2 separate regions of the Mus musculus genome follow, and region 1 is linked to region 2. Evidence: chromatin loops called from intact Hi-C (ENCODE). Cell type or tissue: heart. All regions are shown on one strand.

Region 1 (5,000 bases), 970 kb after region 2:
ATTTTCCAAGACCATTCCCTCAGTGGGATTTATGTAACTATCTCTCCTAGTGAAGACCTGGAAAGGGAAGAAAGCTAGCTGTAACTGGTAGATGATTTTGTCTTTTAAATTGATTTTATAACTAAGCCGGTGTGGAAGTGGTTTTGGGATCTTGTGGAAATAACAAAAGCATGTTGGGAAGGCAGTAGCCACTGCATGGTTCAGGTTGACTTAATATACTTTGGTTTGAAGATAATTCTGTAGTCCGAACACTGGACTGTGAAAATGGCTTTAATGACATGCATAGTATTAGAGGTCTACCATGAGAAATTGCAGATCTCATGGGGTCTGGTCTTCCTCATATACAATTTTATGTTAGTAAAAGTCTAGTGCCTCATATTGTAGAGAAAAATTACACATCTTAAAGATTATAAAGAAGAACTATTATGTTTTTATACATTATATTTGAAAGAAATTCTTCAAAATAGGGAAAGTATCTCTTTAATTTTAAGTTAGAACTCTGCTCATTCCTACTTTATCCCACTGAGGAAAGGAATTTTTTTTTAATGTTGGAACATGGTCTTACACATGTGTGTGTATAAATTCATGCTTGATAATGATTGGGATCAATTACTTAGTTTTGATTCTGATTTTGGCGCATTTTGATGGGTATTGAAGTATTTATTGTGTGATAGCCCTTTTTTACATTACATGAAGACTTTTCCTGCTTCAATCTCCTCCCATGTTCTCTCCTTCCACTCTTTCAAATCTATGGCCTCAGTTCTCTACCTCAGTGGTTCTCAGGCTGTGGGGTGAGATCCTTTGGCGTCACATATCAGATATTGACATTGCTATTCCTAACAGTAGTAAAATACTATGGACCAAAATAAGATTTTGGTTGGGGGGGGGGGGGGAGTCACAACATGAGGAACTGTAATAAAGTGTTGAAACATTAGGAAGGTTATGAACCACTGCTTTAATTGGTGTGTGCAAGCACGTGTGTGTGTGTGTGTGTGTGTGTGTGTGTGTGTGTGTGTGTACATTTGTGTCTTAGATAAGTTTTACTTTTGTGACCCACATTATATTTTTCATGGTGCTTGTGCAGATCATATGTGTGCACATTTCTGTTTTAATGGTGCACTGTCTTAACAAGAGACTTTTCCTTTCACAGAACTGAACACTGAGTCCCTTTTTATTTTCTTGCTTTTTCAGTAGTTATTCAATATCAAATTCTTTTTGTTTTGGTTTGTATTTTTACTTTTTGTGTTGTTTCAGTACTGCAAGACTTTAACTATCTCCCTTTGATTCTAGCAGGTCTCTTAGGAATTTAAATAGGTCTCAGTGAAGGCAATATTGAGTCCATTCATGTGTTCAAGTCACATCATTGTTCCTAATAATGGCTTTAAGTGCCTAGATAGATCAGCACTTCATGTCTTGAATTGCTTGTCATTTCTTTGTAAAGATGTCTCAGGGACCATTCCCTGGGACTGCTCTTTTAATATTTTCTAACAAAAGTAGCATGATACTTTATTAGTTTGTTGAAAGTCAGAAAAGAAACCTCTTTTATATTTGCAAAAACAAAATGCTTTTCCAGGTTCAGAGAATAAAGAGCAGAATCAGTCATGAATCGTAGTTTTGTAGGAGGTAATTTTTAAAATAGATGATGAGCAGACTCTGACCTGGAATGTATTCTGCCAGTGGCTTTAACCTCTATTTTATTTTTCCAGTATACTTGGGTCTAGGTTGTCATCAGCTACCCTGAGAAACCTATATAATTCGGAGAGAGAGAAGTTGCAGTTAGACTTAACAGTATGTAGTCACGGAAGCAGCCGTTATCTTCATCAAGGCAATTCAGATTTGATTATTACAGATCTCTGTTGAATACCAAACCAATGGAATAGTAGCTGTAGTTAAATCAGGGGATTGTCATTTCTGTCAGATGATTAGGGCTGGCTTGGAAGAGATATGAACAGGCTGCGCTGTGTAAATACTCTCAGCAAAAAGAGAAAAGGTCTTTCATGGCCATTAAGATGCAGCTTATTAGCTTGATGAATTTCAAACTATTTAACCTTAATTATATTTCCTCTATACCCCACCCCAGCATGCAGGCATATCAGTACCTTGAGATGATATCTCCAAGGGTTGGTATCTAAGCATAGCCGTGTTTTTCTATTATGATAAAATTCAGCCATTCTGTTTCTAACTAGATCTTTCAGAGAACAGTGCATGCTCTGGTCTAAAGACCTAGTTGTTACCTAAATTAAGTGCCTACGTGGACATTAGAAAACATTCAGATGTTTATAAAACATTTTAGAGGGAATTATGTAATTTATTATGTTAGAGATTGTAATATACAATTAAATTATGGTGTAAATGTTATGATTTTATAAAGTGCAAGTATATTTAATTTGTAATAGTCTGTGAGGAGGTTAGCACATTAAATAATTAGTACAGTTTAAAGAATAGCTGTACACTTAAATGGACACACCCAGTTTAATGGTTTGAAGACATTCCTCCCATACTATAAATAATATTAAATGACAGACAGGGCAGAATTGACACTTTTATAGAAATGTGCATTGGCCCTTTTTCATTGGCCAGTTTGATGGCCATACTTCTAATATTTCCATTGGCTGACACATTTTTGGTACTTATTAAACTCATGAATAAGATTAGATGACATAGAAATTGTTAACTTTAAAACAATTCATTTTTGGCAATGGAGGACTCGGTGTGCCATCTAGTGGACATATTTAGATTTCTGGCCATCAAATATTTAGGATTGTTTTTACCTTCTCCACCTATTGTCCCTTGGCCTCTTTTGATTATTCATGCTTATGTTGCAAACCAAGTAATTATTCAGTTTTGCTGTAATTTTATCTCATTTTTGAAATATATATTTGAAAGTGACTGAAAGCACCAGAAACCAGCCTAGCGACACTGATGCATTCGCACAGCAGCATAGGTCACAATGGAGTATGCTTGATGTTTCTCAGTTTTCATCAGCCAAGAAAGAACCACTGGAACAAAAGTCAGGTCTGATAATCACTAGATGGCCACCTAGCCAGGTATGATGATTATTAGATGTCTGATATATGCTCCTTTAGCCAGGTATGATAATTACTAAATGTCTTATATATGGTCCTTTAGACACTGTTTTGTATTTCTTTTTCTTTAGAGAAATCCAAGGCCGGCGACTTACCAGTTCCACCCCAACTTAGACTACTACAAAGCACGGGGAGCCGACCTTATGAACAAAAGCCGGTGAGTCACTGTCCATCGGCAACAGTTGTGAATCACAAACAGTCATGAAGCCATGGGGAATTTGTACATCTTTCCTAAGGACTGTTTTCTAGACTTTAGACTTTTTTATATGTAATGAATCTTTGTTTGAAGTTCTTTAAGGTATCATAAGACAGTATTTTTATGACAGTGGTAATATGAGTTAATACAGCACTGTAGTAATCCACAATCCATATGTAGTATCCTCAGCACACTGACATAGATCAACCTCAGGACACAGCTGTGCCACTCCTGAGCATTGACCCACAGGGCTCCGGAACATCGTGTCACAGAGTCACTGGCCCATTCCCATTTGCTGGATAACTATTTGTCGTAGTTTTAGAGCTAACCTAACTGTCCAATAACATAGAAGTGGATAGAGAAGATGTAGTCTATATACACAATGAAACCGTTTTAATCCACAAAAGGCTGGGAAGGGAAAAAGAAGGCAGTATTGGCAGGATATGTTCAACATATAACATATACTTGCATGAAAATGTTCTTTTATAACAGTACCGTGTACAATGAATACATACTATGAAATTTTTAAATATATCAAAAGAATACATTTTGAAGTTACCAGCTTCATATTTCTAACACTAATAAACATGAATAGTTTCTACTTGATATAATCTCTTTCTGGATCTTTACTGTTGAATGAAAAGAGGCATTTCTATGATGTATTTTTAAATTATTTCAGTAACAAAATTAAAATTGCGTTTCCCAGTTGACTTTGAAACTACAAAATAAGCTTATAAATGCATCTTGTGTGTGCATCAGTGATTGCATACATAGAAATCTTAAGGGTCACTGTAGGAATAAAAAACCATTAAAATCGTACTTTTAAAAGAAATTAACATTGGCATAAAGGGTTGATGAACAGTTTTGTTCTTTCATAATACTGTACTTAGATGTCTCAAGAGTTAACTTGTCAAACCAAAACCATTTCAAATTAGAATGCAATTTCAAAGTTTACTCTAGAAAACAATGTTAGCAATGATAGATAAATGCTGCCAAGTTAACCAAATTTTTTTCTTAAACATTTTCCTGTATGTTAGCTTTTCTTGTGAATTCCAGCAGCCTAAATATACATTTCTGGAGTGCAGACCTACAGTATGGTCTGCATTGAACTGACTGCTGCTTAGGGGCTGGTGGCTCCAGTGCTGTGCAGGAGTGCGGCGAGGAGGCAGACTTTTACCTTCAACCTGAACCCTGGGTTACAGCAGTGAGACACTACAGGACTGCTACAAAAGCGCCCGCCTTGATGGAAGCGTTTGTCTCTTACTTAATGTAATCATGAGATCAGCTCCGTGGCCCGTGAGACTGCCTGGAGCTCCATTCTATTTGTTCATTTCATCTGAGTCTTATTTCACAACTAGTAACTAGTTCGTTTACTTCAACAAATTTTATTGACTGTTGGATTTTGATTATTTCAGGCACCAAAGGTACCCATGTAACAACCACACTCAGATCCTTACTGTCAGGAATCCTGCCTACCCTTTGTTTTTGTATGCTTAGATGCTTAGTTGTTGTATGTTTAAAAGAAAAGGGAATATTAGGTTCACTTAGTATATAAGGTCTCTTGTTTCTTTTACTTTTTTTTTTTTAATTAAAGGTCATTTTATTCTTTCTTCTTTTTTTAATTTTTTTTTTGGGGGGGTTTTTCGAGACAGGGTTTCTCTGTGTAGCCCTGTCTGTCCTGGAACTCACTCTGCAGACCAGGCTGGCCTCAAACTCAG
Region 2 (5,000 bases):
ATAATTAAATTCAATAAATGTTTGTGTTTAAATCAGCTACACCGACTCGGTTGTCAGACATGCAGGAAATCGAGGCGTGAGGAGAGCTGTCATTTCGTAACATCTCAGTGAAGACCTAACCAGGCCTTGAATAACTAATACCGGCTGTGACTTCTCACAGAGATAATCATGCTTAGGGACTTTTGCTTTTGTTTGCAAAAAAGAGGAAGAGCCCGTTTTCACAGCAGCTTTCAAACAATATTTAACTGCCTTTGACTCGCTAGAGACAGTTTGGTTCCACCATTGAGATGGAGTGGTTTTTATAGCTCCAGCTCCCGTAGGTAGGAGCTTGCTTGCCTTCCTACCTGGAATAGAACCAGCACTTTTCATTTCTGAACTTCCAATTCTAGTCTAGCACCCTCTCTGCACACACAGCATTAGGTCAACATTGTTAGGCAGCATCAAGATGAGCCGAGGTATAAAACGATGGGTCACAGTTGTGTGCTATGGCGGAGCATTTGGAGTCTGGCATGTTCTCTGTTGTGGATCTGTTAGAGCTCACAGGAGCACACACTATGGTTAAGGGTAATATACCTTCCTCTTTCATACACTTCTAGATACTACATCTTAAAATCAAACAGGAATGGGGTGCCTCATATACAAAGTGTTATGCCCTATTGTAAATCTTTATCACTGTTACATTCACTTAATAGTAGCAATAATAACTTTTCCTGAAGACTTAGAGATAAGAATTTTGAGCATGTTTTAGCTTTTAATATTTGAAGAAAAGCCATCCATCTACCAAAACGGATTCTTTGCCTTTTATAGCTTAGGGCCGTAATGAAGACAATACATCAATTTTTGGAATAATTGCTTGAATTACTGTTCCATGCGAATGGCCCACTTGGGCTGATGTCACTGGTAGAAACTAAGGGTTTCTTTCCATTCTTAGTTATATTTTGCATATAACATTGAGTATAGCAGTATGACCAGTTCCTCTGATTATAAAATCTGCATCTTTAATGAGAAGAGAAACGATGATTAAAAGCCAAATAGAGCTTATCTATGGAAAGTGTGGACATCTGAAAAGGTTTACCTATTTATATTACACTCTGGTCTCAGCCTCCCTCTAGTCTATTCTGTGTAGCAGCAAAAGCGTTTGACACACTTAGAGCTGACTCTCAGCCAATCCACACAAGTGTTCTAGCCAGGGGAGAAGCATTCATCCCGGGTAGGTGAGAATAAATTGCAGAATCGTGACAGTGCCACCATTGTACCAGAACAGCTCTTTGCCCTTCCTAAGCATCTGCGAGAGATGCTAAGAACCACAGCTTCTATGAAAAGCACTCAAGCTTCAGCCACACTGGGTGTGCTGGCTTGCTCTACTCGAGTATGTGTTTGCTTGGTCCCTACAAGTATTTGCTGATATCCTTAGTGCCTGTGATTGCCTTAAATGAGCAGGCCACCTATAATGCCAAGCACGGCAGCCAGCTCTTCCGCCCATCTCATTACACCCTATCAGATAGCCTGCTTCCTCCTTTTGTCTGGATTGCTAGAGTTAACATAATAAGGAAGAACTTGTAATTTTCTCACTAGTTTTTTTTTTTGTAATCATAGTTTATTTGCTTTTAGTTTAGCTCATGGTTTCTAGTTGCCATTCAGCAAGCAGTATATTTAAGGCCAGCTTAAAAGAAGCAACCATTGCTTTTGAGCCCTCTCTTGCTTAGAACTGAAAACCAGTAATAGTTTGACCCTAAAGCAAACATAAAAAAACAAAAAGTGTGTAGACAGTAGCTTTTATGCCTTAAATCAGTGGTTTTCAACCTTCCTAATGGTGAGACCCTTTAACACAGTTACTCAGGACATGGTGACCCCAACCATAAAATTATTCCTGTTGCTACTTCATAACTGTAAATTTACAGTGTTATGAATTCCAATGTAAGTATTTTTGGAGACAGAGGTTTGCCGGAGGAGTCTCGACCCACAGGTTGAGAACCGCTGCCTTAACTCTAAGCCACATTTCAAAACAAGATCTGGAAGGTTGTCCTGCACGCAGAGTGTGTTCAGTTGTCTGTTGAGAAAACCAGCCATGACCTTACTGTAAGTGAGACGCTGGACCTTGGCATCTTACCCTTCAGTATGCCCTTTGCCCGCTGTCTTCTTTATAGGTTTGTAAATTAGAAATGATCAGAAATTTTCTTCATCGCTGTCTGACCTTGTTTCTTCTTTTTGTCTACTTTAGTTGAGATGGATAGTCTGTCTGAACTATCCCAGCAAGGTGCCAACCACGTCAATTTTGGCCAGCAGCCTGTCCCAGGAAACACAGCTGAGCAGCCTCCATCCCCTGCGCAGCTCTCTCACGGCAGTCAGCCCTCTGTCCGGACCCCTCTTCCGAACCTGCACCCTGGGCTTGTGTCAACACCGATCAGTCCTCAGCTGGTCAACCAACAGCTGGTGATGGCTCAGTTGCTGAACCAGCAGTATGCAGTGAACAGACTCTTAGCCCAGCAGTCCTTAAACCAACAGTACTTGAACCACCCTCCCCCTGTCAGTAGGTCTATGAACAAGCCTTTGGAGCAGCAAGTTTCCACAAACACGGAGGTCTCTTCTGAAATCTACCAGTGGGTGCGGGATGAACTGAAACGAGCCGGAATCTCACAGGCAGTATTTGCACGCGTGGCTTTTAACCGAACTCAGGTCAGTTGTGTTCCTTGTTCTGCCTCTCTCTTCCCTCCCTTGCTTCGTTCCTGAACCCTGTCCATGCTGGTGTTTGTGTTTATTCCCTGGCTTAACTTCCCTTAACATGGGATCACGTTGCCTGTTGCTGTGGTGCCCAAATCCAGTCTGTTCTTTCCCTATGCCGCTCCACTTTCAGGGGCAGACGACTGGCATTGTCTGTCCTCATCCTGTAGAACAGTAAGCCCTACTGATGGATGGTAAAGACGTGTCTAGTGTCCGGTGTCCTTTTCCATGTTTCTGTTCGTATCAACTTAAATACAATAATGTGCTTTGTTGACGTTCTTCAACTTCTGTTTTGAAACTATACGGCTTGCTTACTAGTGACTCCCAGCATTTAGTTCTCTGCAGCCATTTCTTGGCTTGTCTTCCTTCACCCATGATTTATTCACGTTCTTCCATACCTCACTCCTTTGTTTTCCCCCATTTTTGTAGTAGAGTTATATGCATTGTACAAAGTGCGGTTTCTCACGGCATGTTGTGTGGATCGATCACACTCCTCACATCCTCTCCTGCTGGTGCCCCCTTTTTCCAGAGTCCCAGGATTTTTTTCTTTCTTTTCTTCCTTCTTTCTCCCTTTCTTCTTTCCTTCCTTTTTTATTAAATCTACATAGTAAATATTTGAAAGCCATAAACTCTCTTATCACACTGTAGACCTCTAAGCACTGGACAGTGGATGGGTGGGTGTGGCTTCGTGGTATTCCACTCCTATCTATCCTACAGACCTTGCCTGGTTGGCCTATAGGCATGAGGATGAATATTCAATTTAGATTTTTCCCAGAGGCCTACAAATGCCCCTCCCTGTTTATACCTTTTCTCTCCTGGGCCAAATTCCTGTGAGACATAATCTCTGTAAGAGTAGTATCTTTTATCTTTAGTGTTTATAATTTTGTATATGTTTAGATGCTAATAGAATGTAGATGGTGTTTATTTTTAGCCAAGCCACAGGACAATAAGAACATTTAACTTGGAGGACATAATGTCCTTTCAGTTTTCTTGTTCTTATTTTCTTTCTTTCGTTTTGTTTTTTGTTTGTTCTTTGCTTAACTCATTGTCATCTTTAAAGTTATTTTGCTTATTACACAATTATAAGAATAATTCTTGGTACAAAAATAATGCAGTATTAATTCCTTGTTAGCCGAGTTCCTGAACCTTGGTGAGTGCCAGCTGTGGCTCTTGTTTGGCTGGTCCCGACTGGCTCTAGGTTCCAAAGGCCTGGTGAGGCCTTCCCAGTCCTTCCTTCCTCCAGGTTCCCCCAGCTGCTTGTCTGTTCCTCATTGTTCTGATTTTAGAAGGATGGCTTTTATACCCGGTTATGGCTTAGGTTAAAACTTTGTATCATTTTTACCAAGACCCATGTTTTTACAGCTTTAAACCTGTATTTATTATTAGCTAGTAAGGTTAATATGACCCTTTAATTCCCTTGTGGGGAGGGCAATAATTCTAAAAAATCAGCGAATCAAAAGTCACTGTCTAGAAATTCTGATTTGCTGTAGCGTTCTTTATTTTGCAAATACAGTAATTACTACTAATGCTTAGTACTGGGGCCCAAACTGGGATTCTACAATAAAGTCAGATAATGTTTGTTGAATTCAATTAAAAGCCTTCAGACAAAGACAGCCTTGACACAGACACAGATTATAGATTTACTGATAAGCCCTTGAACAATTGAGCAAATACTTGTATACTGAAGCACAAAGGGTATGGCCCGTGTGTGTCTTGTAGGGGTGGGGTCAGCACAGTTTCTAGCTGTGACAGTGAAATGCTGACTGTCTTGGGTTCTTACATAGAACATTTGTGGCTTTCTGTAGGATTTATTATAGTAAGTGGCCTCTTTTCATATGAATTAGCACCTTTAAAAAGGTGGCTCTCTGTGGTTTATATGAAGAGCAGAGAGTTTATTCTTCTGAGCATTGACAACATGGTATAATTTCATCCAGATAACACTTTTTAAATGGGCAATTTTGAAAACAAAACAGAATTATTTGGAACCCTGGGCTTATCAATAAATAGGTTTAATTTTAAATCTTTATGTATTGATGATTGGTATTTTTCAGTGGAAAGAGCCTTGTTTGGATTTTTTTTTAATATGAATTGTTTCCTGTGGATATTTAAATGTTTATCGAGAGCCAGCTTTTGCACACACAAGCATGTATGTATCTTTCAGTGGTCATACTTAAAAAAAAAAAATCACACGCACGCGCCCACACGCAGCTGCATTTAGTTCAGTGATTATACATTCATATGAATGCATGTAGTGTGTTTATTTCAGAGTGTATGCATTT

Evidence for each region. Hi-C counts contacts between places; a loop is a spot of excess contacts. Peaks named below come from ENCODE experiments on the same cell type or tissue, not always from the same donor. Only the 100,000 strongest peaks of a DNase experiment are listed, where the experiment ranks them.
Region 1: it touches region 2 in a loop (6-fold over the local background); 7 of 42 quality-filtered maps call a loop at or near these places.

Annotation. Positions count from the first base shown.
Region 1 is chr17:50,811,999-50,816,998 of GRCm38, reverse strand. It overlaps Tbc1d5 (TBC1 domain family, member 5), which reads left to right. Exons shown (of 22, transcript NM_028162.4): 16 at 3,158-3,243. Among named protein-coding and RNA genes, the nearest start is that of Gm41598, 24 kb to the right of the region's middle. In heart, a CTCF peak has its summit at 2,724 (motif pointing left); no DNase peak of the experiment used is centred here.
Region 2 is chr17:51,780,288-51,785,287 of GRCm38, reverse strand. Satb1 (special AT-rich sequence binding protein 1) reads left to right here. Exons shown (of 11, transcript NM_009122.2): 7 at 2,222-2,676. Among named protein-coding and RNA genes, the nearest start is that of Satb1, 50 kb to the left of the region's middle. In heart, no CTCF peak of the experiment used is centred here; no DNase peak of the experiment used is centred here.